2 separate regions of the Homo sapiens genome follow, and region 2 is linked to region 1. Evidence: chromatin loops called from intact Hi-C (ENCODE). Cell type or tissue: MCF 10A. All regions are shown on one strand. Links, peaks and the distances in the headings refer to the core of each region. The heading gives the core; the rest is flanking DNA.

Region 1 (10,930 bases), core at 232-8,231:
AAGTCATATTGGTGAATTATTTATTTTGAAATAATTAAACATCAAATATTAAGACAATCCTTAACTTTTTACAATAATTTTTAGACCCTGCTTAAATTATTATTTACCACTGAAGAGTTTTGCATTATTACTGCAAAGATATTAGGAAAGTATTGTTATCTGTATTACAAGGTTATAGAAAGATCGATACATATGGCTAGTGTTAAATATAAAGTAACCTTGGTACTACCTGCATATAATGCTTACCTACTATGTCAGTTTTGCTCCAAATGTAACATGAAGACTCTGCAAAGTTTCACAGAGAAATGAAAACAGTTTCAAAAGTCACTGTATGTATATTTTTATAAACATTCTTATAATTATTTTAAGCTGTATATTAGATTATTGTTTAGGAACATAAAGTTTAGTGACGTATATAACCTCAGTATTGTACCATTTATGTTTGTATGTATTGTTGAGAACTGCTTGGCTCATGTAATATTGTTTCATTGTCAAAGAAACCCATTTGACTCATTTTTTTATCAGACTTTTTCAGCCCATTGTGTTATGTGTCTTTCAACATGTTTTGAGCCATTGATCGTGCATGCATTTTGTCTGTAAGAGGTATCAGAAGCATAATAAATGCCTACACTTGAGAAGCATGCATTCTAGTAGGAGAGACAAGAAGGAGTATTTCTTTCACTGATAAACAAAGTGATTTTTATACTATGTTTCTCTAACAAGTGAAACATTAGAGCATGAAATAAAAATACCCCATTTCTCTAGTATGCAGTTTTATGCAGTTTGGGACAGAATTGGCTTCATCTGTTTGATATAGAAAGAAGAAGTTGGGGTAGAGAGATAGAAAAAACCTCTTCCTGTAAATTAATTGGTTCATCTCCTTCATCATAGCAGGAAAAAATTTTATATATATATGATGTATATTCACACAGACATATATATATATGGATCTAAATATTCCCTTCAGATTCTGTTAATATCATGCCCATATCGGCATATTTTGGGAATATGCAGCCATCCATTTAAAAAACACATTAACTTGAAATGATTAAGAATTATAGCATGACTAGTATGAGAAACATTCTATTTAGAATAGAAAAAGTCAAAACTCAGTGCCAATGAGAAGTGAGAAAACATCCTTAAACAATTACCTACAAGTTTTCACAGATTTTCTCGCCAAATCTGCATACCCTCATTTAGATGAATTTGTTCTCTCTGTCCTGTACCAGCTAGATCAAAGGGGAAGCCTGGGAAGCCTATTTTGATGAAAAAATTATTACTTTTACATAGATACCGTGAAATTATTTGGTAATTAGTCTGCTTATTTCATTGGTTAATAGTTTGTGGCCTTTATATTTATTTAGGGCTAATTGCTTGATATTAGAAGTACATACTTAAATCAAGAAAAATGATAATGACACCAATTCTTAATGCAGTATATTAACACTACTCCCTCAGTCTATCTAGGAAAGCCATTAAATATTATGTTGCATTCTTCCCAGGATGTGATCGCTTAGACCTAAGATCGCTATTTTAAAGTATTATAATATTTTGCAATGAATGTGTTATCTATGTCAGCAAATATGAGATATTTAATCTTATATTTACAGCTTTGTTAAAAAAAAGTAAGTCTTGTATTAGTGGCAAAGTACATCATTTAAGAAGCACTTTAGTATGGTGGAAAAAAAAGCCAGACATAATTGATATCCTTCAGCTGTCATCCTCTCTATAAAACTTTTATTATTGCCCAGAATTGAAAGCAAGTTTATTGCCAAATATATCAAACCAGTGATAAGGCACAGAAATTGTTTTATTTGCTATTTTGTAAAACTGGACCTCAATGAAGTCTACTACCAATCAACTAAATACTTATTTCTGTATGTCACCTCCAAACTGAGGGCAAAACTAAGTCTTAGCATTAGTATACACCTAGTAAATGATACGTGGGTATGTAATATATGTTTTTTAAAGAAGCCATGGTTAAATGACATCCAAGAATGTTTTGGGTCCTTGGTTAAAAACACTCCAGTTTTGTTTTTTGAAGAAGAGGATGGCAGTAGTAGCCCTGGAAAACCTGAAGAAGTCACTGAGCAAGCCATGATGTTGTGAAGTAGCATAACGGATTTTAATTAGAGTTGTTAATTTACAGGGCACCCAGGATGTCAATACACATGACTTAAGGGAGCAAAGATGGTTCTGGCACCACCAAGAACCTTTCTCCTGAAGTAACTAGCCAACCTGGAAAAAGTCTCCCTCAGTTGGAAGAAAGCTATTTGAGAAAATAACATTTTGGAACAAAGCCTGTTTTTCATACTCACTCTATAAGAACATATATTAAAAATAGATGTTCAAAAACAATTTTATTTAAATAATTAACATACAATGAGAGGTGTACCTGTTATAATTTAAAATATTATTATTAAAAGAATCATTTCTCTTCATTCATCTAGAAGGGTGATAGTATTTTTATCTCTACCCGTTGACCATGTTTTGAAATTTGAACTTGATACGTAATGGTTACTGAGTAGAATGAATAATCCATAAGGCAGTCTAAAGAAGCAGTTTCTTTCTACTAAGTATTTAAAATATAGGACCCTCACAGAGTTGTTCACTTTGTTTGTAGTTAATTGCTTCATTTATTTCTTAAGCCATGACAAAGACAGCATCCTTTATACAAAGTGATAGCAGCAGATTTGCTCTGTGGTACTTCACAAACATTATGCTTCCAAGAGGACATTTAAGAAAATCTACTGGGAAAAATTTGTCCTGATGACTTCTAGAATTGAGTATAACGTATTGTTTCCTTTACTTGAAAAAATTTGAGAGATAAAATGCCATTTTTTATGAGTTTGTATTTATTTTGCATTCTTGGTTTTTTTTTGTTTGTTTTGTTTTGTTTTTTGTTTTTTGAGACGGTCTCGCTCGGAGTGCAGTGGCGCCATCTCAGCTCACTGCAACCTCCGCCTCCCAGGTTCAAGGGATTCCCCTGCCTCAGCCTCCCGAGTAGCTGCGACTACAGGCGTGTGCCACCACGCCCGGCTACTTTTTTGTTTTTTAGTAGAGACGGGGTTTCAGCATGTTGGTCAGAATGGTCTTGATCCTCTGACCTCTTGATCCTCCCGCCTCGACCTCCCAAAGTGCTGGGATTACAGGTGTCAGCCACCCTGCCCGGCCTTCTTTTGCCTTCTTGTCAGTTAGAAGCTCGGATTACCACTAGAGGGCACTATTTCTCTCTGTTATCCAAGTTTTGATGCACCGGGAATTGAATTAGGAACAAATCACCAAAAAGGGGGAAATACTCATTTGTGAAGTGCTAAAGAAGTAATATTTTTCACAAAAACGAAAATACAAACCTTTGCAAATATTATTTTACAAATGATTGATGCAAATGAAATATATTTAAATGTAAAATATTCAGAAAAGAGTTCAACTATTTTATTTTGGTTTCAGCTATAGCTACAGAATTATATTGAAGAGATATATGTGCATATTATCATATATAAAATCAACAGAAGAGCAAAGTAAAATAGCTAATGGAAATATAAAAAGAAAAGAAAATTTTCTAACATGTCACATTTAGACTATAAAATAATTAAATATTTATGACATGTGGTATTTAATATTTGTAATTTCAGGGACCACCTGGGAAGGATGGGCTGCCAGGACACCCTGGGCAACGTGGGGAGACTGTAAGTGACCTTGTTACTCTTATTAAAAATTTCCATCTCTAGCACCTCATCAGTTCATACATAGAAAGCTACTTTATTATGAACATTTCAATTACTAGGTTGAGAAAAATGGAAAAATTAATTCCATTAAGCCTTTTATTGAAATATACATATATATATAAATACAAAAATAGATACAAGAAATATACTTCAGGAAATAGGATGTTAGTTGATATGATTGTTTTTATTGTCAATAGCAGCATTTTAAGGATGAGCTGATGGAGAAGACACCATTATTTTTTGGACATCTCCTCAAGATTTTCCCTCTCACTCTTTTCACTGAAGACTGTTTATAGATACATTCCACTCAAACCCATCATCTCTCCACTCTAAAGGCAACAGATTACGAATAGCCATGATCATAATACCACATTCTTTTATCTAGAACTAAGGGATTAAATACTTGCTGATATTGGACCCATCGGCTATAACTGGTTGGGAACTATGTCAAAAGCATCTTTCCATGTGAAATAGGAAAAAGTAAATCAAAAACGGTCACTAAATTTTACTTAAAACCTATAAAGAATATAACAGTAAACAAATTGACTGAACAACTTACCATGTGTATAACAATTTGGGCAGAGAGGAAACTGGCAGCTCAGTGATGGTTTAAGAATCCTGGTGAGTTTATTTATTTTGCCCCTTTCAAAATCAGACATCTGGCTATCCCAGTGGATTGTCATTCTAATCAGAAATCATCATGGATTGGCATATTTCCATGGAATCAATTCTTGCTTCTCACCAATGATTACTTTTATCCAGACTTCTCAAGGAAACCACAAATGCAGACTACCTTTGACTATGTGGTTGAAAATCATGTTAGGGTAGGGGGCACCCTGAATACATATTGGAGTTGCATAGCAATGTACTATAATAAATCTGAAATCTGAAAAAAATATGATTTTTCTGCTATGGAGGAAACAATTTGTCAGCAGCCACCCAATTTTGCCTTGCTTACCATGTGGCAATTCTTAGTTTCACCATTTCTTAGTTTTAGCCAGATGAGAAACTTTGGAGTCTTGGATTTCAAAAGCAAAATTGAAATATGATTTAGTGAGACAAAAGAAAAAACTGTTTGGATATCCTCTTGGGAAAGATATCTGTATGAGGAGCAGAAATAAACTTTCTAAAGGAGAGTCAACACTCAATTTGCAAATGCATTATCATTCAAATCTTTCAGCCAAATCATTTTTAATGAAGTCATTGTATAACTTTCTGGGAATAACTATAGAATATTCCAAAATGTCTTGTGGGGAAAGGATACCCAGAGAATTACTGTTATAAAGTCCTTTATGTCTATGATTTAATCTGGAGCTTCCACTTCTAACAAAAATAATTATATCACATATAACATTGAGATTTAAACATAGAAGAAAAACAGCATAATGTTTCTAGAATGAATGTTTCTGTTTTGTAGCTTTTCACAGATAAAAGCCAGGATTATTTCTGAAAAAATTATATTCCCGATTTCACATCCACTTTAAGGGAATAGTGAATCGTCCTATAGCCTCAAAGCTTTCTTTCTCACTTTGTTCTCTGCTGACCCAGATTCAAAGGATCACCTTGTACAGGAGTCACAATCTAGAGTGGGCATTCTTTGCCATATATTTATTATCTTATTTAAATGGATAAATTTTTGAATTATATTTGAGATTTGTCTCCAGCCAGAAATCCATTAATTAAATGTTTGTTCTGACATCTTACATTCATTTGGGTTGTTTCAGTATAATAGAAACTATTCCCAATTTTTCCTGGTGGCCTTAAACAGCTTCAGAAATGGTTTCTATTATATTGAAATGACCCAAATTTGTCTCAGAAACATAGTGCCAAATGCTGTATTGGTCCTAAAATTGGCTTAGTCTTTTAAAGATTATCAGAATAGGAATCACATTTCTGTTGGATTGTAACAGCATATTTTTCAAACTACCCATGAATATGTCCAATTAATTTCCATTTTCAGCAACTTTGAAAAACATAATTTGACTAGCTACTCTGAAATTAAGTGGCAAGTGTAGTCTTATTACATGACAATATTGAACAAGCACAACTTGTTGTGAACTGTAAAAGTTTTCCTGTGTAGTTTGTTTGTAAGATCCCCAAGATCAAATGTATTAGATACTTGCAAACACTCTGAATGGATTGAATGAGCAGACATATGGGCAATGCTGTCTTCCAGCTTTCCCAAATCCATCACTCACACAAATGGGCTAGCAGCCAAGACTTCCTCTCTCCCCTTAGGATGTATGAGTGCAAGTCTATGTTGTAATTTTGTCGAGACTTTCTGCAATTAAGTATTGATTTTTAATCTATTACATTTAATTATTATTGCAATATTTTGTGTGTGATTCTTGCTCTCACAGTTAGTAAGACAAAATGCTTTATAAGACTTTTTTAAAAAGTTTGGAATTGCCTTTATATCTTCCTGTTGAATTTAATGATTAAAAATTGGAGGAAGAATAACCCAGACAGAGGAAACAGGTCATACAAATATATGGTGTGTGGCTATTCAGAAAAAGGTAGGAAGATCAGCATGGCTAGAATTTAGGATACATTATCAAAGCAAAGGAAGTAACTGAATTTGCATACTGGGCCCCTATTGGCTAGAACTTTGTCATCTATATGTTTAAAAATGAATTTATTGGCTGGGCGTGGTGGCTCACGCCTGTAATCCCAGCACTTTGGGAGGCCGAGGCGGGCGGATCACGAAGTCAGGAGATCGAGACCATCCTTTCTAACACGGTGAAACCCCGTCTCTACTAAAACTACAAAAAATTAGCCGGGCTTGGTGGCGGGTGCCTGTAGTCCCAGCTACTCTGGAGGCTGAAGCAGGAGAATGGCGTGAACCTGGGAGGCGGAGCTTGCAGTGAGCCGAGATCGCGCCACTGCACTCCAGCCTGGGCGACAGAGCGAGACTCCGTCTCAAAAAAAAAAAAAAAAAAAAAAAAAAAAAAAGAATTTATTATGTTTGGTTTTGTGGGTGATGATTCTGCCTAATGTAAACAAGTTAGTAAACCTTATTTGAAAACTCAACAATGGTGAAGGAAAGAGATGATTATAGTTTGAATAAGACAGGTCTACTAGGATAAGAGAGAAGAAGCTGTATTTGAGGGACCTTCTCACGTGACACATTCAGATAAAATAACTGATTAAGCATGGGCACTGAAGAAAAGTCTGGAATCTGAAGACACGCCATTAAAAAGGGGAAGAACATAGAAGGAAAATCAAAGGAGAAGATACATTCAGCAAGTTCCATGTTAGGAATGTTGAAGAGAGAGCATGATATACAACTGGAAATTTCTAGTAGGCACTTACTGAGAGAGTTTTAGGGCTCATACTGATTAGAGGTTTATAAATAGTTGGGAATGGAGGAGTTCATCAGCATAGAGATGGCAATTGTGGTGATGGAGGTTGTTGAGATAATCCAGGGACACACATACACATATGCACACATGTATATATGTGTTTAGGTATGTGTGTATGTAAATCTGACAACAGATTTCCAAACCAACTGGTTGATGAAAAAATTAAGCGACTAATATGCTTATAAAATGCTAAATAAATTTTATGACATTTCCCCCCAGAAATGATTGCTTTTGCTATTCATAATGATAGCTCAAATAGAACCCTGAAAGTCTGAATTAATAGATTTTTAAAATAGAACTCTATTTTCTTTCCCTGTAGCATCAATTGCAATAATTACAGACTCTTTACCTACTTATACAATTTTATTATTGTAAATAATTCATTCATAGTTATTGGGAACATTGTGATACTAACGTGAGACTGCTAGTTCCTACCCATTTTTTTTCTAATCTTATTATTTTCAGTCTGACCAGATGTTGTAGGGAATAAAATATTCAGTTCTTTCGAAACTTCTCCCAATATTTTCTATCTACTTCTCCAGCTGTTAAAAGTAACTTAACTCTCATGGGTAAGAAATTTACCTATATTCACACAATTATGTGGAATGAATAACCCACAGCCTAGAGAAAAATAAATACCAGAATATATGCCCAGAAGTTTTATTTAGTGAGTATATTCTGCTCAAATCAACCAGATGATATTTTAATGACTGAATTATTTTCAAAATGCATTTATGACTATATCTCTTGAGTTTCTTACAAGAAAGAATATTGATAAACGCTAAAATAATTACTAACTATGCAAAGCATTATTTTAGTAGATCTATTTTTATATCTTGTTTTATGAGATTTTTGGAATACAATAGAGAGAAATGTATTAATATCACAGGCTGTGAATTTACCTTTGTATAAACAATCAGTAAACTGTTTCAAAGAATGTCTAAATCATCATTTACTTCATCCATAAACATTACTGGGTTAAAATTCTGTATGTTGTTTGACCTAGTGGAATGGGGCTAAGAACACATTTTTACTCTAGCTTCATTTATTAAAGGTAATTATTGCCCTACCATGTGAAATATTGAAATGGCAAGTTTTGAATTTTAATGAAAACTGAAATAAGTTTAACATATTAAACATATTTAAGCATTTGAAAATAAATATTTTTAGTCAATAGGTGACTTTCTTTTAATGTGACTTATTCAGCTATCTCATAGAATTTTGATTTATGCTTTGTGTTGTATGTAGCTTTTACAAATAATACTTTGCCTCCTTAGGGATTTCAAGGCAAGACCGGCCCTCCTGGGCCAGGGGGAGTGGTTGGACCACAGGTATGTTCCTTTGCTTTATTTCCCAAGCAAGATTTATTTTTTGTTTACATTTTAACCTTCCTAAGTTGTGTAAAATCTTCTAAATTTATTATGATTCAAAATGATGTATTTTTTATTTCAGATTGCATTTAAATATATGCAGCTTTCGTACATCAAATGAAACCAACAAACTATTACCTAACTAAAGCAACTTTTCAATTGCCTGTAAGAATAAAAGAGAAGAATAAAATAAATGAAAGTAAATCAGAAAGTTCACACTGAATTTAACACTAAAGCCTGACTATGACACCATCTACTAATAAAAATACAAAGTTCTTTGTAAATAGGTGGGCCATTATCTTTTTCTAGAATTTTAAATTATAAAATGACTTCATGGTTTTGAGTATAAATTAGATTTAGAAATATACATTCTAAAATTTTAATATTTGTAACATATTAGGTGTTTCTTAAGATTTTTGCCTTCATAATAATGAATATCAGAAATAAAATATTAATTATCTTTGAGGATATACAAAATAGTGGAAAAGACAAGTATTTATTTCAAGATAGGTGGCAGAAGAAGTCTCAAAAATTGGTGCAGTATCCTGAGTTATAGTATAAAATAACTACAAAGAGTAATTCATGGTAATAGAAAATAATGTTTTTCTTCCCTGGCAAAGCATATTGAATGGGCAGAACACATTTAGTTTCTGGACTGGAATTTAGCCCCTGCTAATACCAAATTATAACAAAGGAGCAAAAGCAGGTGAATACGTATTTTAATTATTTAATTGGTTTAGTCTTTTCTCTGTCTCTAAATAGTTCTCAACACTGTAACTCACACACATACACACACACATGCGCACACGGACACACACATGCACATCCAAACACATACACACACACACACACACACACACCCCTAGAGAAACAACAAAACTGCATCTTGTTTTTAGGAATATGTATAACAGAAGCAAAAATGAAGAATCATTGGATTTATTGATTATTTTATTTCAGAGGTTAACCCTGAGGCAAGGGAAATACGATGTTATTTTATAGAGTGTGTAAACATGACTACTTACTTGTGCTGAAGGCTTCTTTTTAACTGCTTATCAGTTTTAGTTAAAACATTATATATACTTTCTCAGTAATTAGAAAGCTTCCTCCAAAAATACTTTCATTTTTCCTGTTTAAAACAACTTTATAACTATTTTCTGTGAGAAAATTTAACTAGAAAAATTATTCCTATTATACTTAATATCCATAAACAGAAATGGAATTAGACTCTTAACTAAAATATAAACATCATGGAATGTAACTAAATATTTTAGGACCTCACATCTTTCAAAAATACAATTCTGTTCAATGTGGTCATCTAAAACTTCTGAGACTTGTGTTCTTTTTTCGTTCCCCTCTTTACATGAAGGCATAAAAATACTGGTGTTTTACTGAAGATGCACCTTCCTTGAATTACATTTTTTATTGGTCCTTTTTAAGAGAAAAAAAACCAACAGCCTATTTTAAATGTAGCCATACTTTCATGTGAAGACAAAAGATTTGGTTTAATGGGAATAATATAGATTGCAATACTGAATATGCACCCTTTTCTTTAAACAGTTATGTGAATCTCTGATCATTTTTGTCTCGGTGATCGCTGTTCAATTATGGTTAATTCTGTATTCCTTACTGTTCAAATTCTGGTGTTCAGATAGTTAAGAAAACATCATGTTTTGGATAAATGTTTACACATTAATGTTAAGTTGAGAAATTACAGCAATTGTATAATTAAAGAAATTTAAACCTAGAAATGTATACCCAAATTGGGACAGGTGTATACCTTATCCAAGATAAATAGTTAAGACTATGTTGCATTTTTAGGAAAAAAATATTTATACTTCATAAGCAAGTGCAGGAACACATTCTCCTGTTTAACAACCTTAGCATCTAAAAATTTTCTCTTTGTTTAACTTAAACCCTTCATTTTGCTTTTTATTAAGATAGAGAGCAACTGATCACCATCCTCTATTTATACATGAAAGCCTGCTATACTCAAGCACCACAAAACAGCACCACTCAGGGGACACGTAAATGACCTGATATTGTTCACTTTGGCATTTGCTGCAATTTAAGGCAGCTGACCATTTGTTACAGCCTTTGGCCGAGAGGAACTGCTGACCCATACTCACTGCCTTCAGGATCCCATGCCACATTCCCTAGACTTTGTCAAATGAATATAGATTAATAGTAGAGAAATTTTCAGTCCATGGAAATTCCAGGGAGAACCACTGGCTTTTTGGGTTCTCATGGCCCTAAGTTTATTTTCAAGCAGTGATTCATTGAGTGGCTACCAATGTGGTTTCTATGCCTCTTTACTACTAAGCTGATTTGACACCTCATATGAAAAGAAGGAATGGGATAAAACTGTAATTAAAAATCATAGTTTTCATAATACTTGGACTGGCCACACTCTGCAGAAATTATTGTATTAAGCAAAGAAAACATCTTTTTGGACTTTATTTATGTACTTTCC
Region 2 (16,666 bases), core at 4,320-12,319, 550 kb before region 1:
GGAATATGTAATACACTCTAATCTTTTCTGTGTCTGAGTGTAGGTATGTGTGGTCGTATCTGAGAAGTACCTTTCTCATTCCCTCCTCTTTGTCTAGCCCAGAAGTTGCCAAACTTTTTCAGTTATTGGTAGCTTTATTGTCCCAGCAGTTTTTTCTAGCACCCCTTGATGCCACCTTATTTCCTATTCCACTCTGGTTTTCCAGGAAGCACTTGTTTTATATGAGAGCAACAGCCAAAAACCCAGCTTTTCAAATATATGACATTCTTAAAAGGAATTAAACAGTATCTAATGTTCAAATTGAGAAACATCTCAAGCTGGTAGTTCAGGTAGTGTCTGGTAAACAGTGAGTATTGCTATGTTTCCCTCAAATATTTAAAATATCCTATAGTACCTCTATAAGGTGGCAAGGGTACCTGGGGCACCTTAGCACAGTTTGAGAACTGTGAATTTAACTCATTTTCAGTCTTGATTTTCTATGTTGGGGAATGGGAGGCGGGAAAAGTAGTGGAGCTTGGGAGTGTCTGACTTCACTGAGCAATTGTTGGTTCTTTATCTCATTCTTATTCTCAGGGGTTTTGTGTGTTGATGGAGGTCCCCGCTAATGTGGTGGTTTTCTTGGGTTAATTTTCATCTTCATCAGTTCCTCCATGTTACTGAGTACCTTCTCAGACAGAATTACCTTTTTTGCTTCCTTTGGTTTATGTCCCTAGTTTTCCTCACTTGACCACATGGCTACTTGTACTTCCCTATTACATCTTCCCTTTTACCCCCAAACTCCCCATTTTTCCGCATGAAGACAGGAAAACTGCTGGGTCCTATCTCTGGCATGCTTTGGAGAACTACAATAGGGAGAAGGGTTGATCCCAATATTTGTCCTGGCTTCTAGCCAAAAGCATTCCCCTCACCCTTCATAGCCAAGCTTCTAAAGAGAGAGACATAATTATTCTTATTTCTTCATCTCCCATTCACTCCAAAGTGTGCTCCTGACTTCTGATCCCATCAGTCCACAAGGTAGTTCTTCTTAGGGTCACTAGTTACCTCCCAGTTACTAAATCTAATAGGCCTTTTCAGTTCTCATTTTAGCTTCTCAGCAATGCTTGGCATACTTGACCACTTCTTCGTTGAGACGCTATCTTCCCTTGGTTTCCAAAACACACCACTTCTCCTACTGTTCGATCTCACTTTCTCTCATTGCCTTACTCTAGTAAATCTTTGACTCCATGCTTTCTCCTATTTCCTGTCACCTTGAATCCTTCCCACTTTCATTCTTAGATGGTGACCTTGCTTCTTAATCTCATTTGGGGAAAAAAAGTGAACCAAGTTATAGAGGATTCCCATACCTATTAATCCTAACTGTATCTGTGAGTCTTGGTTAAGCTAACCTCTCTCGGGAAGTAAATCTCCTGCCTTCTCATGTACTTTACTGAGCCTTTCTCATCAGTGTATACAAATGCAATTATTTACCCTTTTGTTTAAAAAAGCCAAAAGCAAATAAAATAATTTTTAAAAACTCTCTTCTTTCCACTTTCCTCTTTGGCTACCATTCCATTTCTTTCTGTTAATAGCAGAACTCTTGGAAATGGTGGTTTATATTTGTTGTCTCCAATTTTCTTCTCCCATATTCTGTTTAGAATATTCCAATCAGATTTGTATCCCAATTGTTTTTCTGAAATTGCCCTTCTCGAGGTCATCAGTGACCTCTACACATTGCTAAATCCAGTGGTAATTTCTTAGATCTTATCCTACTTGATCTATAAGCATTGCTCACCAAACACAGTTGTTTACTCTGCTCTAAAAACAGTCAAACAAAAAACACCCTACAAACAACCAATAAACCAAACTCCCTTCATTTGGCTTGCTGAACACCAAACTTGCCAAGTTTTTCTCCTATCATTCTGATCACTCTCTTTGTTTCTTTTGCTGATTGCTCTTCATCTCCTTGACCTCCAAAGGCTGGAGTTTCCCATGCTCAATCTTTTCTCATTTTGCCCTACTTGTACTGGACAAGTCATCTCATTCAGTTTTATGGCTTTAAGAACCACACATTGATGACTACCAAATCATATCTTCAGCCTGAACCTCTTCTCTAAACTCCCAATCCATATATTGAACTGCTTACTTGACATTTTCTCAATGTTGTGTAATAAGCATCTCAAAACTAACAGGCCTAAAACTGAGCTCTTGATAGTATTCAAAACTTTTCTTTCAGTTTTTCCCATCTCAGTTACCTGTGACTCCTTTATATCTTTTATATCTCATGCCTTGACATTCAGCAAATTCCCTTTATCTTACCTTCAAATTATATTCAAAATTTGACTATTTTTCACTGTTCCCACTGTTTCTACCATCCTTGTCCAAGCAGCCATGATCTATCTGGAATATTGTCATAGCCTCATGGCTAGTCTCCTACTTTTGCCCTTTCTGTCTGGACGACACAGTAAGACTCAACAATTATTTCATATATTCCTTTCCATTTCCCAACTCTCTTGTTGTTAGTTGGGACTATGTGATTCATTTTGGTAGATGGGGTGTTAATGAAAGCAACATGTGTCAATTCCAGAGTATTGCATGGAAGATTGGGTATGAAAACAGTGATCATGTAGGCCACATATTGAGGTGATAGAACCTCAAGCTAAACATAGCCTAGAGTACCAACTCACCACATCAATGACAGCTCCCCTACAGAATAACTTCCCTCCCACCAAACTTTGCATAAGTAGTAAATAACTTTTTTCTCTTAAAGGTATTGATAGCTTAGGACTAGTTTTTACCATGAAAAGTCCATTTTAACATGATTAAAAATATATTGCTTCTTCAATATATTTTTATCACAGCAGCTAGAGTGATTCTGTTAAATCTTCAAAACTCTGCAGTAGCTTTCCCCCTCACTTAGAGTAAATGCTGAAGTTATTTTGATCTGTGAGAATTTACATGATCTAACTCCTCCAGTATATTATTTTTATGACTTCATCTATTCTTCCCCTCTTCTTTCCCTCTGCTATAAATACACTGACCTTCTGGCTGTGCTTGAACACTTCAGACCCATAACTAAGACCTTTGCCTTTACCATTCTCTCTTTCAGGGATGCTGTTCCTACAGATATCTGCATGCTTAGCTCCCTGACTTTCTTCAGATGCTTACATATGACTTTCTCATTAAATTCTTCATTGTCAGTCAACACCATCTCTGCCTCCTCTATTCTCTTCCCATACTGGCAAAGGAAACAAAAACAACAATAACAACAACAACAACAAAAAACCTGAACACTAGATTTTTCAGTGTTTTGGTTGTCACTGTGTAATAAGCCATCCAATTACTTAGTAACTTAAAACAAACATCATCAAAGTCTTTTCTTTTTTCCCAAGGTAGAATTCATGTCTTCATCCCATTTGTTATTGTAGAACTTTTCACCTCTGTTATAAAATTATCATAAATATATTTTATTATAAATAATTATGTACATAATTTCATTATTACTAATAAGCTCCTTGAAGACAGGAATTTCTATATTCGTCTGTATATCTTCCAAGCATTAACATAGTACCTTACAAATAGATTAATGATCATTGAATGTTAAAATATATATTAGTGAATATTTGACATATGTTTTAAAACATTTATCAGTGAATAAATTAATGTTATTATCAAGAAAATAAAAAACACTGCTGACAACCAGGGATTACATATTCAGTGGTTTGCATGATGACTTTAGGAAACCTGTCTAAAGATTTCTATGCAAAATGATCAGAAAGTTAAAATGTCAATATTATTTTTGTTATTTATTGATAGATTAGATTATGTGTGGATCTCACACATAGTTATTTGTAGACTTAGTCTCTGCCTTTAAATAACAAATGAACAGAGGCAGGATTTATGTGAACTTTTGGCTATTGCAGGGGTAATTAGCCTTTTCTTATGGGGTATAGCTTGCTTATGTCTTCTGTTCTGGGATGGAATCTAGAGAAGATAGGGAAATAGCACCCGAAAAATATTCCTGTTCTAAAATACTTTCTTAACTCCATTTACAATTTGGAATCCATTTGGATGGCACATTTTTTTTAATGTATGCAACCTGGAAGGCTATTTTTCTTAATATAAACCTATACATTTAAGTATTAGTTGATATGGTTTGTCTGTGTCCTCACCCAAATCTCATCTTGAATTGTAACTCCCACAATTCCCACATTTTGTGAGAGGAACCCGGTGGGAGGTAAAGGAATCATGGAGGCGAGTCTTTCCCATGCTGTTCTTGTGATAGTGAATAAGTCTCATGAGATCTGATGGTTTTTAAAAAAGTTTCCCTGCACTAGCACTCTCGCTTTGGCTACTGCTATTCATGTAAGATGTGACCTGCTCCTTGCTTTCCACTATGATTGTGGAGCCTCCCCAGCTATGTGGAACTGTAAGTCCATTAAACCTCTTTTTCTTCCCAGTATCAGGTATGTCTTTATCAGCAGCATGAAAACAGACTAATACATTAGTCAATCAAAAAATTAAAATGTACTAAACATTTCAGAAGATGCCTAGAGAAAATGTTTCACCTGATAAATGGTACTGTCATAAGTAGTTGTTTTTCTGTAATGTGACAATGCTAGATTATCTTCTCTTACGTAAAAACGTCAGAAAATACAGCTGGTACCAAAAAATTGGAAAAAGAAAGACAAATTAATAGAAAAATGTGTTTAAAGAATATAAACAGGTGATTTTACAAAAAGGAAACCTGAATGGCCCATTAACATATGGAAAGGTGTTTAACCTTACTATTGGTAATGGGAATGCCAATTAGACCCCACAAGAATATACCAATTCTCAGTTCTCAAACTGGAAAACATTATACATAGCTATAAAATTTAATGTAGGTGTGTGCATGAGGGCAAATGTTTGTCACAGGCATTTAGAAAAGTAAATCTTCATATTTATTTGGATAAATGTTACCATACTTTTTGATCCAGTAATTCTGCTTTTCAAATCTATCTTATAGAAATAAAAGCATCTACATACAGATGCTGAAAGGTTGAATTAGCTGGACCTAATGGGGCTACCAAAAGAAAATCAGAAAACAAAACAAACTATTTTACAATTTCAACATGCTTTATTGGATCTCCCTTCTCTGCAGTCACCCTTAGCATTCCTATTTATTTTGATTTTAAAAACAATCTATTATTTATAATTAAGATTCACTTTCAGTTCAGTTTTTAATACTAATCTCACTTCTAAATATACACCCTTCTCTAAGCTCAGGGAACCTATGGTGGGGAAGGTGACGTAGTCTTTTCTTTCATTTTCTTCATCTCTTTTTCTTTCTGCTTTAGAATCCACTGGGAAAAGTAGTTCTCTCTTTGCTGTTGATGTCCTATCAAGGCAGGCAACCAAATATATGGGTCACCTTAGTTGTCCTTTTGAGGGCCCTGCAGCATTTATGCCATATAGTCTCATGATATCAGTAATATACTTGCTGGTTGACCTCTTACGATTCTTCTTCAGTTCCTGCCTCTAACCCCTCTGAGTCATTCACCCCAACAGATAAACCTCTTGGGTATGGCCCTATACACATAGAGTCCAGCTACCACCTACAGTGATTTGCTGGTCTAGATGTCAATTATTTTCCAGGAAATCTCAAACTTCTTAGGACTAACTTACAAGTGGCCTGAACAAAATGACAATTTTTCCCTCACTTAACTCTCTAAGTACCTCTGATCTCCCCCTTATTCAGTCACAAGAGAGGGATGCTCCTGACTCATATCAAAACCAAGGTATTAAAATTAAACTTTAATAAAATATACTAAAAGCTATAGTGGTGTAAAAGTATGAAATGATTTCTTTTGTCAATTAACTCCAGTGACAGCATTGAAAAACTTTGTTCTGTAAAAATTACAAACTGTCAGAAATTTTGCTTTTTGAAATTATGTTAGTGAGACAGGAACACCCCACTATTGCCTGAAGAGCTAAGCTATGTGGGTACTTTGACACAGAGAAGCAGCCTCAATTTTCCACCCAGGTGCAAAGCTTCAGATAATGTTTTTCAGATACAAGATTCCACAGTCATCTTAACTTTGTAGATTTCAAGGAAACAGAACCCTATACCCACTTCTTAGTCCAGGCTTTATGCTAATACAGCCAGGCTATTCTTTCAGCCTATCAAAGAACTGTTCATTTAAATTTTATTTAAACCCCACCTTACTCTTAAATGAATCAGAATGCTGGCTCTTCCTTCATCTGTTTTGGCAAAATGCCCCATCAATTGTGTAGTCTTTTTTTACTGCTGCAAAATGATAAACTTACCTTTGTCAGACCATAGATGTGTCATAGTCTGGTGGTCTTTGAGCAATTTATTAGTCATGCCTGAATAACATTTTCTGTGCCCAACACTCTCAAAGGTATTAAAAAGACATATATCACAGTAGATGAAAACCAGTATGTAACTGAGTTGTTATAGGGCTGAAAGCTGCTTAAGAAAGTAGAGAAAAGAAATAAAATAAAGCAGAGCCTAATTTTTATCTCCGGAATCCTTTAAGTCCCTCCATTTAGTTGACTCTTTATGTTTCACCCTTACATTCACCTTATGCTACATGGAAGCTAAACTATACTTTCTTAAAGACACCCACATATTTTTGTCTTTCTATACTCAAATATGCTGCATAGGCCACACCCCTAATGATTTTCTTGATTCTCATCTAAATGTGACCTTTCATTTGATTTTCAGAAAACTCTTTGGCTTGTTATGACACATACAATTTCCCTTTTATTATAATTATTGGAAAATGTGATTTGGTTGACTTTTAGATTTCATCATATGTCTTCATCATTTTCTCTTACCTGGAATGTTCCAATAGCCTCTTGATTAGTTTCCTCGCTTCTATTCTAGGCACTCTACAGTGTATTTTCCTCACACTAACTCATGTGATTTTTAAAAACATAAATTACATCAGATTACTTTCCTGTTTGCAACCTTTTATTGGCTTCCCATCACAGTTGGAATAAGACCTACAGTCTTTCTCTTGTCATATAAAGCCCTTCTTGGTACTTCTATCATCTTATGTCCTACTTCTCTGCTTCATGAGCACCCCCCATTAGTCATTCTTGCAGCAGTGGGAGTGGGGGTATAAAATAAAAAACCGAATCTTTTCAAATGTCCTTTATCTCTCTAACATTCCTCTTCCAGATGCTCATATCCCTCATGTTTACTCAGTTTTTATTCAGATGTGCTTTCCTCAGAGAGGACTTTCATGCCATCTCTGGAAATAGCATTTCTCCTCACCTAACCAACACTAATAACTTAACCTTGCCTTATTAATTTCTTGTAAAATAACAGCCCCAAAATATATACTAATGTGTGTGTGTGTGTGCACGTGCATTTGTTTGTTAGAAGCTCTATGAGGTAAGAGTTTTTGTCATGTTTGCTACTTTGTTCACCTGCCAAAAGTAGTACCTGGCACGTTATAGGTATGCAATAAGTAGTTGTTGAATGAGTGAATAAACAGATGAATAAATGAATGAATGAAAGTTTTCCAATCATGTATTTACCTTGCTTGTGTTTGCCACACTATTACACTTTTAGTTTTATATTCAGAAGTGGCTAAATCATAGACTTGAGAGGCAAAATATCTGAGATTTATATACCTGCTCTGTTATGTGACCTAGGAGAAGTTACTTAATCTGTCTTTTTCAATGTTCAAATATATAATAGAGATAATGATATGTATATCTCATAGGCTTATGAGTATTACATTAATTAATGTGGCACAGAGTGCTGTAGAAGTTGTTATATTTGTTATTTTAACATTTAATTGGTGATTATTTGAATAATATCTGTCTTCTTCGTTCAACTTTTGGGAGCCATATTAATTTTTATCCATCACTTTATCTTCAAGCCACAGTTTGTAATGTGTACTCTATAAATATTCTTTGAACTTTTTTATAAAAAGCTGGTTTCAGTTTTGAGATCATGCATGCATGTATGTTTGAGTGCACTGGGCCTATTTTCATATTCTGTAATTACCAGTCATTGTCACTAGATGGCAAGTTTGTCCCAGCCAAGGCAAAATGTTTTAAGACCAGAAACTGAAGAGTAGCCCTAAATAGGGGAAAATGTCATGTATGTGTTTTTGTAGACTGGTAGGATGATAAACATTTACTTATCAATAATAATTTTCCATATTTTATTCTTTTTTTCATTTCATTAGGTACTCTACCTTCCTGGGGAGCTCTTTTGTATAGTGATGCATTTTAGCATTACTGTCATGCCATTGACCCTTTGTTAGTATATTCACACGTTTCTATTTAAAAAGCAATGTTTAAAAAGGTCTCTTAATGTATTCTTTATCAACAGATGTTTCCCAAGTCTTTCAAAATCATACCTTTTACCTGCTGGTTCCAAATATGTTTTGATTTTGTCTAAGACATAAGCTACCCTTTTTGAGCAAGAACTTTGTCTTTTTTTCTGATTACTAGCCACCCTATATCAATGTGAAGTATATGTCCCTTTTGATTATTTTAAACTCTCAATGTACCATCTTGGAAAAAGAAACTGTTAGGCTCAATGCTATTGTACCTGTCCAGCTTCACCTATGTTTAGCAAAATTATCAAAAGGCTCCTGGTGTAAAGGAACAAAAAAGAGTGTTAAGGAACCTACAAATTAGATAATCAATCTGTAAATGATCATCTTATTGAATTATTACAATTATCTTCATAAATATAAATTTCTTAGAATTGGTTAAATGTATATATATGCTTTGGCAAGTTAAATTTACCAAAATACATTAAAATTGTGGGCATGTAAACAAATATAAATAATAGTACCTTTAATATGGTGCTGATTGTTTTTAGTACAGCAATATTTAGAAAGAATCATTATTTTCTTTTAGGAAGTTAGCTACTGAATAAAATAGACCTAAAAATTAACTATTTTTTGATATCCTTTTTTTCTGTGCCTTGATGCGTCATATTATAGGTTAAAAGAAAGAAATGTGGTTACTTTTCTTACAACTGCTAAAATACTTTTTCCCTCTTTTCCTCTTGTCTTAGTCCATTTGGACTGGTATAACAAAATACCATGAACTAGTAGCTAATAAACAACAGAAATTTATTTCTCACAGTTCTGGAGCCTTAGAAGTCCAAGATTGAGGCACAAGCAGACTCAGTGTCTGCTGAGTTCCACCATTTCCTGATTCAAAGATGATGCCTTCTCACTATGTCATCACATGGTAGGAGGGTCAAGGCAGCTCTCTAGGGCCTCTTTCATAAGACCATTAATCCACTCATGACTTAATCACCACACCAAAGGCCACATCTCCCAATATTATCTATCACCTTGGGAGGTAAGATTTCAACATAAGAATTTTGGGCAGAATACAAACATTCATACTTTAGTATGTCTTCTTATTATGAAAAATGACTATCTTGGCTGTGCGGGCCCTTTTTTTGGTTCCATATGAAATTTAAGTGGTTTTTTTTCTAATTCTGTGAAGAAAGTCAATGGTAGCTTGATGGGAATAGCATTGAATCTATAAATTACTTTGGGCAGTATGGCCATTTTCACTATATTGACTCTTCCTATCCAGGAACATGGAATTATTTTCCATTTGTTTGTGTCCTCTCTTATTTCCTTGAGCAGTGGTTTGTATTTCTCCTTGAACAGGTCCTTCATGTCCCTTGTAAGTTGTATTCCCAGGTATTGTATTCTCTTTGTAGTAATTAGGAATGGGTGTTCACTCATGATTTGGCCCTCTGCTTGTCTATTATTGTTGTATAGGAATGCTTGTGATTTTTTCACATTGATTTTGTATCCTGAGACTTTGCTGAAGTTGCTTATCAGCTTAAGGAGGTTTTAGGCTGAGTTTTTTTTTTTTTTTTTTTTTTTTTTTTTGACAGAATCTTGCTCTGTTGCCCAGGCTGGAGTGCAGTGGCATGATCTCGGCTCACTGCAACCTCCACCTCCCAGGTTCAAGCGATTTTCCTGCCTCAGTCTTCTGAGTAGCTGGGACTACAGGCACGTGCCACCATGCCTGGCTAATTTTTTGTGTTTTTAGTAGAGACGGGGTTTCACCATATTAGCCAGGATGGTCTCGATCTCCTGACCTCGTGATCTACCTACCTAAGCCTCCGAAAGTGCTGGGATTACAGGCGTGAGCTACGGCGCCCAGCCAACGATGAGGTTTTCTAAATATATAATTTTGTCGTCTGCAAACAGAGACAATTTGACTTCCTCTCTTCCTATTTGAATACTCTTTATTTCTTTCTGTTTCCTGATTGCCCTGGACAGAACTTCCAATACGATGTTGAATAGGAGTGGTGAGAGAGGGCATCCTAGCCTTGTGCCGGTTTTCAAAGCGAATGATTCTGGCTTTTGTTCATTCAGTATGATATTGGCTATGGGTTTGTCATAAATAGCTCTTACTATTTTGAGATATGTTCCATCAATACCTGGTTTATTGAGAGTTTTTAGCATGATACAGTGTTGACTTTTATCAAAGGCCTTTTCTGCATCTATTGAGATAATCATGTGTTTTTTGTCATTGGTTCTGTTTATGTGATGGATTACGTTTATTGATTTGCATATGTTGAACCAGGCTTCAATCCCAGGGATGAAGCCAACTTGATTGTGGTGGATAAGTTTTTGATGTGCTGCTGGATTCGGTCTGCCAGTATTTTATTGAGGATTTTCGCATCCATGTTCATCATGAATATTGTCCTGAAATTTTCTTTTTTTGTTGTGTCTCTGTCAGGTTTTGATATCAGGATGATGCTGGCCTCATAAAATGGGTTAGGGAGGGGTCCCTCTTTTACTATTGTTTGGAATAGTTTCAGAAGGAATGGTACCAGCTCCTCTTTGTACCTCTGGTAGAATTTGACTGTGAATCTGTCTGGTCCTGGGATTTTTTGGTTGGTAGGCTATTCGTTACTGCATCAATTTCAGAAGCTGTTATTGGTCTATTCAGGGATTTGACTTCTTCCTGGTTTAGTCTTGGGAGGGTGTATTTGTCCAGGAATTTATCCATTTCTTCTAGACTTTCTAGTTTTATTTGCATAGAGGTGTTTACGGTATTCTCTGATTGTAGTTTGTATTTCTGTGGGATCAGTGGTGGTATCTCCTTTATCATTTTTTATTGTGTCTATTTTATCCTTCTGTCTTTTCTTCTTTATTAGTCTTGCTAGCGGTCTATTTTGTTAATCTTTTCAAGAAACCAACTCCTGGATTCAATGATTTTTTTGAAGGGTTTTTGTGTCTCTATCTCCTTCAGTTCTGCTCTGATCTTAGTTATTACTTGTTTTCTTCTAGCTTTTGTATGTGTATGCTCTTGCTTCTCTAGTTCCTTTAATTGTGATGTTAGGGCATTGATTTTAGATCCTTCCCATTTTCTGATGTGGGCATTTAGTGCTATAAATTTCCCTCTTAACGCTGCTTTAGCTGTGTCCCAGAGATTCTGGTATGTTGTCTCTTTGTTCTCATTGGTTTCAAAGAACTTCTTTATTTTTGCCTTCATTTTGTTATTTACCCAGTAGTCATTCAGGAGCAGGTTGTTCACTTTCCATGTAGTTGTGCGATTTTGAGTGAATTTCTTAATCCTGAGTTCTAATTTGATTGCACTGTGGTCTGAGAGACTGTTATGATTCCTATTATTTTGCATTTGCTGAGGAGTGTTTTACTTTCAATTATAGGTCAATTTTAGAATAAGTGCTATGTTGTGCTGAGAAGAATGTATATTCTGTTGATCTGGAATGGAGAACTCTGTAGATGCCTATTAGGCCCATTGGTCCAGAGCTGAGTTCAGCCCTGAATATCCTTGTCAATATTCTGTCTTGATCTGCCTAATATTGACAGTGTAATGTTAAACTCTCCAACTATTATTGTGCGGGAGTCTAAGTCTCTTTGTAGGTCTCTAAGAACTTATTTTATGAATCTGGGTACTCTTGTATTGGGTGCATATATTTTTAGAATAGTTAGCTATTCTTATTGCATTGATCCCTGTGCTACAAAGCTGTAGGCATCATGCTACCTGACTTCAAACTATGTTACAAGGCCACAGTTACCAAAACAGCATGGTACTGGTACCAAAATAGATATATACACCAATGGAACAGAACAGAGGCCTCAGAAATAACACCACACATCTACAACCATCTGATCTTCAGCAAACCTGACAAAAACAAGCAATGGAGAAAGGATTCCCTGTTTAATAAATGGTGCTGGGAAAACTGGCTAGCCATATGCAGAAAACAGAAACTGGACCCCTTCTTTACATCTTATACAAAAATTAACTCAAGTTGGATTAAAGACTTAAAGGTAAAACCTGAAAACATAAAAGCCCTAGAGGAAAACCTAGGCTATACCATTCAGGACATAGGCATGGGCAAAGACTTCATGACTAAAACACCAAAAGCAATGGCAACAAAAGCTAAAATTGACAAATAGGATCTAATTACACTAACGAGCTTCTGCACAACAAAAGAAACTATAATCAGAGTGAACAGGCAACCTACAGAATGGGAAGAAAATTTCACGATCTATCCACCTAACAAAAGTCTAATATCTAGAATCTACAAGGAACTTAAATTTACAAGAAAAAAAAAAAAAACCATCAAAAAGTGGGTGAATGATATGAACAGACACTTCTCAAAAGAAGACATTTATGTGGCCAAGAAACTATGAAAAGAAACTCATCATCACTGGTCATTAGAGAAATGCAAATCAAAACTACAATGAGATACCATCTCACACCAGTTAGAATGGTGATCATTAAAAAGTCAGGAAACAACAGATGCTGGCGACGATGTGGAGAAATAGGAACACGTTTACACTGTTGTTGTGAGTGTAAACTAGTTCAATCATTAAGACAGTGTGGCAATTCCTCAAGGATATAGAACCAGAAATACCATTTGACCTAGCAATCCCATTGCTGGGTATATAACCCAAGGATTGTAAATCATTCTACTATAAGGACACATGTACATGTATGCTTATTGCAGCACTATTTACAATAGCAAAGACTTGGAACCAACCCAAATGCCCATCAATGATAGACTGGATAAAGAAAATGTGGCACATATACACCATGGGATACTATGTAGCCATAAAAAATAATGAGTTCATGTCCTTTGTGGGAACATGATTCAAGCTGAAAACCATCATTCTCAGCAAACTAACAGGTATAGAAAACCAAACACTGCATGTTCTCACTCATAAGTGGGAGTTGAACAATGAGAACACATGGACACAGGGAGGGGAACATGACACACTGGGGCCTGTCGAGGGGTGGGAGGCAAGGGAGGAAGAGCATTAGGACAAATACCTAATGCATGTGGGGTTTAAAACCTAGATGACAGGTTGATAGGTACAGCAAACCACCATGGCACGTATATACCTAGTTAACAAACCTGCACATTCTGGACATGTATCCCAGAACTTAAAGTAAAAATTTTTAAGTGATTATCTGTTACTTTATTCTACTTTTTAAGAATGTCTTAAAATGAATATTAATTTATTCTGGCATTGATTTTTTTCCAAGTCAACCCAAACATAGCTGAGATGCTACCATTAGCAATGTAGGGATTCAAACATACTGATAGTCTCTCTCAGGTTAATTGATTCAATGTAAAAGTAAACATTCATTGACAGTGATTTCCTGTATTACGGAAGACTTGTATGAGACTTGCATTGACTTCTACTTCCTCTTTATTTTTCCTACCCCATTTCCAACTTCCCTTTCAAATCTGACTCATAAATTTATTTTATATCCAACTTGAGAAGATATTAATGACATAATCTAATATAATGAGAAGGCATTATCCAAGTACATTTTTCAACTATATACTATCCTACAAATCTCTGAGATTTTGTCACTGTCTCACTTTTTAAATAATGATTATAACTTAGTTGAAATTATACATTACTGTTATCAAAAGATAATATGTAGTTATTGTTGAAACTATACTGATTCACAAAAGAAAAAAATGTAACCCTAACAACTATTGATAATCTTCTAACAACTTAGTATAATTCCTTCTACTCCTTTCTCTTCCTGTATTATTAATATGTATTTATAAAAATTGAACTCAGTATTACCATTCATATTGGTTTGTAATGGTTAGCAATGTTTAGTTAACTTTTTTGTGTGATTATACATTGTTCTGCAAATCATGTTTTGTAGGATTCTGACACTGCCTAACACTGTGCATCTACGTATCTGTACCTCCTGTGACATTATATTGTTGTATCTACCTATGGGTTTATACTTCTTCAGAAGTAATCTAAATTTCTCTTCTGTATGATTTCAGAAGGCTTAGTCTGCAAAATGGTCTTCACTTCAAATGTCACCAAGTTACCCCCAAATGCTTGTATGTCCTACAAATTTGTATGGGTTGCTGATTACCATCTTAGTTCCCTACTTTTCTTGCTTTACATTCCCCTCCTCTGCCACTTTTTGATGGGTGTGGCAATCGTGTTTCAAATATGGATGTAGGTTCATTCCTTAATTTTCTCTCTCCGTTACCTCAGCCTTTAACAATAATGTATTAAAGACGGGGAATAATAGAAGAAAGTTTCAATATATTTTTAAGAAGAAAGCTTGAAACTAGAGATGAATACTCCCAGAGTTTATAGTTAAGTCCTCTTTGGTGTTATATGGGTACCCTATTGGCCCCTTCTCTCTTTAGTTTCTGCTTATAGAATTCACTTCTTATTTAAAAAGGAATGCCTTTGAGAAAGTTTATTTTCCTAGATGTTCAAGTCTCAATTCCAAATCCTTACTTTCCATCATGAATCTCCTCCCTTCCAAGATGACTGACAGTTGGAGTTCCAACACCCTTTGGAAACACCTTGACTCCTATTAATATGAATAGGTCTTGTTCTAGAAAGCACCATCAGGGAATATCCAACAGGGTGTACCCACTAGGACACAGTATCGTTCTACACTGGTAAATTTCCCAATGTAGAAGAATACCCTGTGAGGGAATTAGAGCTGAATAATCCAGGTTGGGTTCCAACAACCTCAGTCCTGCTCCTAAAGAATCTCTCCATTTGCTTAAGCTCAAATTTTACCTTCTCACCTTTATCTAGTATCTTGTTTTGATTTATTCCTGTGTGTAACTCTTTCAATAAGGATAGGCAGACAAAGGAGACAGATATCCTATCTCTGCAAAATGAATACTTTTCGGAGACATTGTCTTAATCTAAGTTTAGCTAAGATCTATTCTTATAAAAGAAGCAAGCAACATTAATGCAACTTCTCTCACAGTAAAGAAATTATTCACAACATTATACAAAATAGGTAACTCTTCATCTTTTTACATTTTTTAATCCCAAATTAGGATCTTTGCTTTACTTTTTTTAACCGAAGGCTCATTAAATTATTTCTACATTCAGAAAATAATGAAAAAACACCCCACAAACTTAAAGCTTTCTTCTGCTTCTGTCAAGATTTAAAAAGTTTTAACTACTTTTGGATAGCAAGTTTTAAATAATCTTAGCTAGATTATTTATTGTATTTAATTAAGTCAGAGAATAGCTATTCCTTAAGAACAAAAACAGTATCTTACACTATTCTTGGTAATGGTTATGGCATACTTAACCAATAGAAGGCTAGCATCTAGTCAATATTTGCTAAATAAAAGATTTTGGTCAGTACAGTTATTCAGTAACACCACAGTTACCTAAAATTAAACAAACTAGCAGCTTATCCTGTATAAAATACAACCTAGCAAGAAAAAGAAATAATTGGCAAAAGTCTCTGAGCAGTGCAAATAAATGTAAAAAAAAAAAAAGTAATGCAATAAAGCTTATCCTATGTATGTAGAACTTCTCCCTATCTTACCATTTCTCAAACACAAAGTTTGAACTGGGTTACCTCACCCTATTTCAAGGCTAAACTCATATTGGCTTGAAGTAATCATGATCTGGTAGTGAGCAGGACTGCTGATCCAATCAAAGTACACTTCAGGGCTTCTGTGGTGAAAATGCCAAAACAGATCCTCTCTTCAACACTGGACTTGAAATGACCAGTATCTTGAAAGTAGCAGGACATTTTGCTAAAGGAGAGAAGATGGCCTAAGATCAGGGTCTCTGAAGGGAGTAGAGCCTGGAAATTTATTCTGGTCAAGTTCACTTTCTGTCCTGGGAATAACTCTACCCATATGATAGCCAGTGTCTTTTTTTTTTTTTTCTGTCATCCAACTTTGTTGAGTTTCCTATCACTTGCAATCAAAAGAATCCTTACTGATTGATTTATTTAGAGGTGACTTCATTAGTTCTTTATTTAAATTCATATCTTTAGTTTATGAACAGTTCTAAAAACCGCTTTTTTGTGGATTTCAAGCAAACACTAGAAATAGAAATTTGAAGGAGAATGATGGGCAGGCCCATTTTCATTAGTAAGCCATTCAGTCAGTCAGTGTTTGTTAAACATATGAGGCTGGAAGATTCATGAAGGCATTGGAACATGTCTTCCTTATATATGTCTTTGTCCTCATCCTTAAAAAAGGTCTTGCACATTGTACCTGCTCAATTAATATTTACTGAATAAATGAGTAAAACAATTATAATCTAGTATAAGAATTTAGGTTTATAATTTAGTATAAAAATCAGGATTGTTTAAAATATTTGATAATTAAAGAAAAACAGATAATTGTGTATGGTTAATACATGAAGCTACAGATAGTATAAATGGG

What was found. Hi-C counts contacts between places; a loop is a spot of excess contacts. Peaks named below come from ENCODE experiments on the same cell type or tissue, not always from the same donor. Only the 100,000 strongest peaks of a DNase experiment are listed, where the experiment ranks them.
Region 2: it touches region 1 in a loop (7-fold over the local background); 3 of 110 quality-filtered maps call a loop at or near these places.

What each region holds. Positions count from the first base shown.
Region 1 is chr1:102,962,978-102,973,907 of GRCh38, reverse strand. It overlaps COL11A1 (collagen type XI alpha 1 chain), which reads left to right. Exons shown (of 67, transcript NM_001854.4): 37 at 3,636-3,689; 38 at 8,368-8,421. Among named protein-coding and RNA genes, the nearest start is that of COL11A1, 140 kb to the left of the region's middle. In MCF 10A, for the core only: a CTCF peak has its summit at 3,238 (motif pointing right); a DNase peak (open chromatin) is centred at 3,217.
Region 2 is chr1:103,506,473-103,523,138 of GRCh38, reverse strand. All of the region lies in intron 1 of RNPC3-DT (RNPC3 divergent transcript), which reads left to right. Among named protein-coding and RNA genes, the nearest start is that of RNPC3-DT, 11 kb to the left of the region's middle. In MCF 10A, for the core only: a CTCF peak has its summit at 8,021; a DNase peak (open chromatin) is centred at 8,038.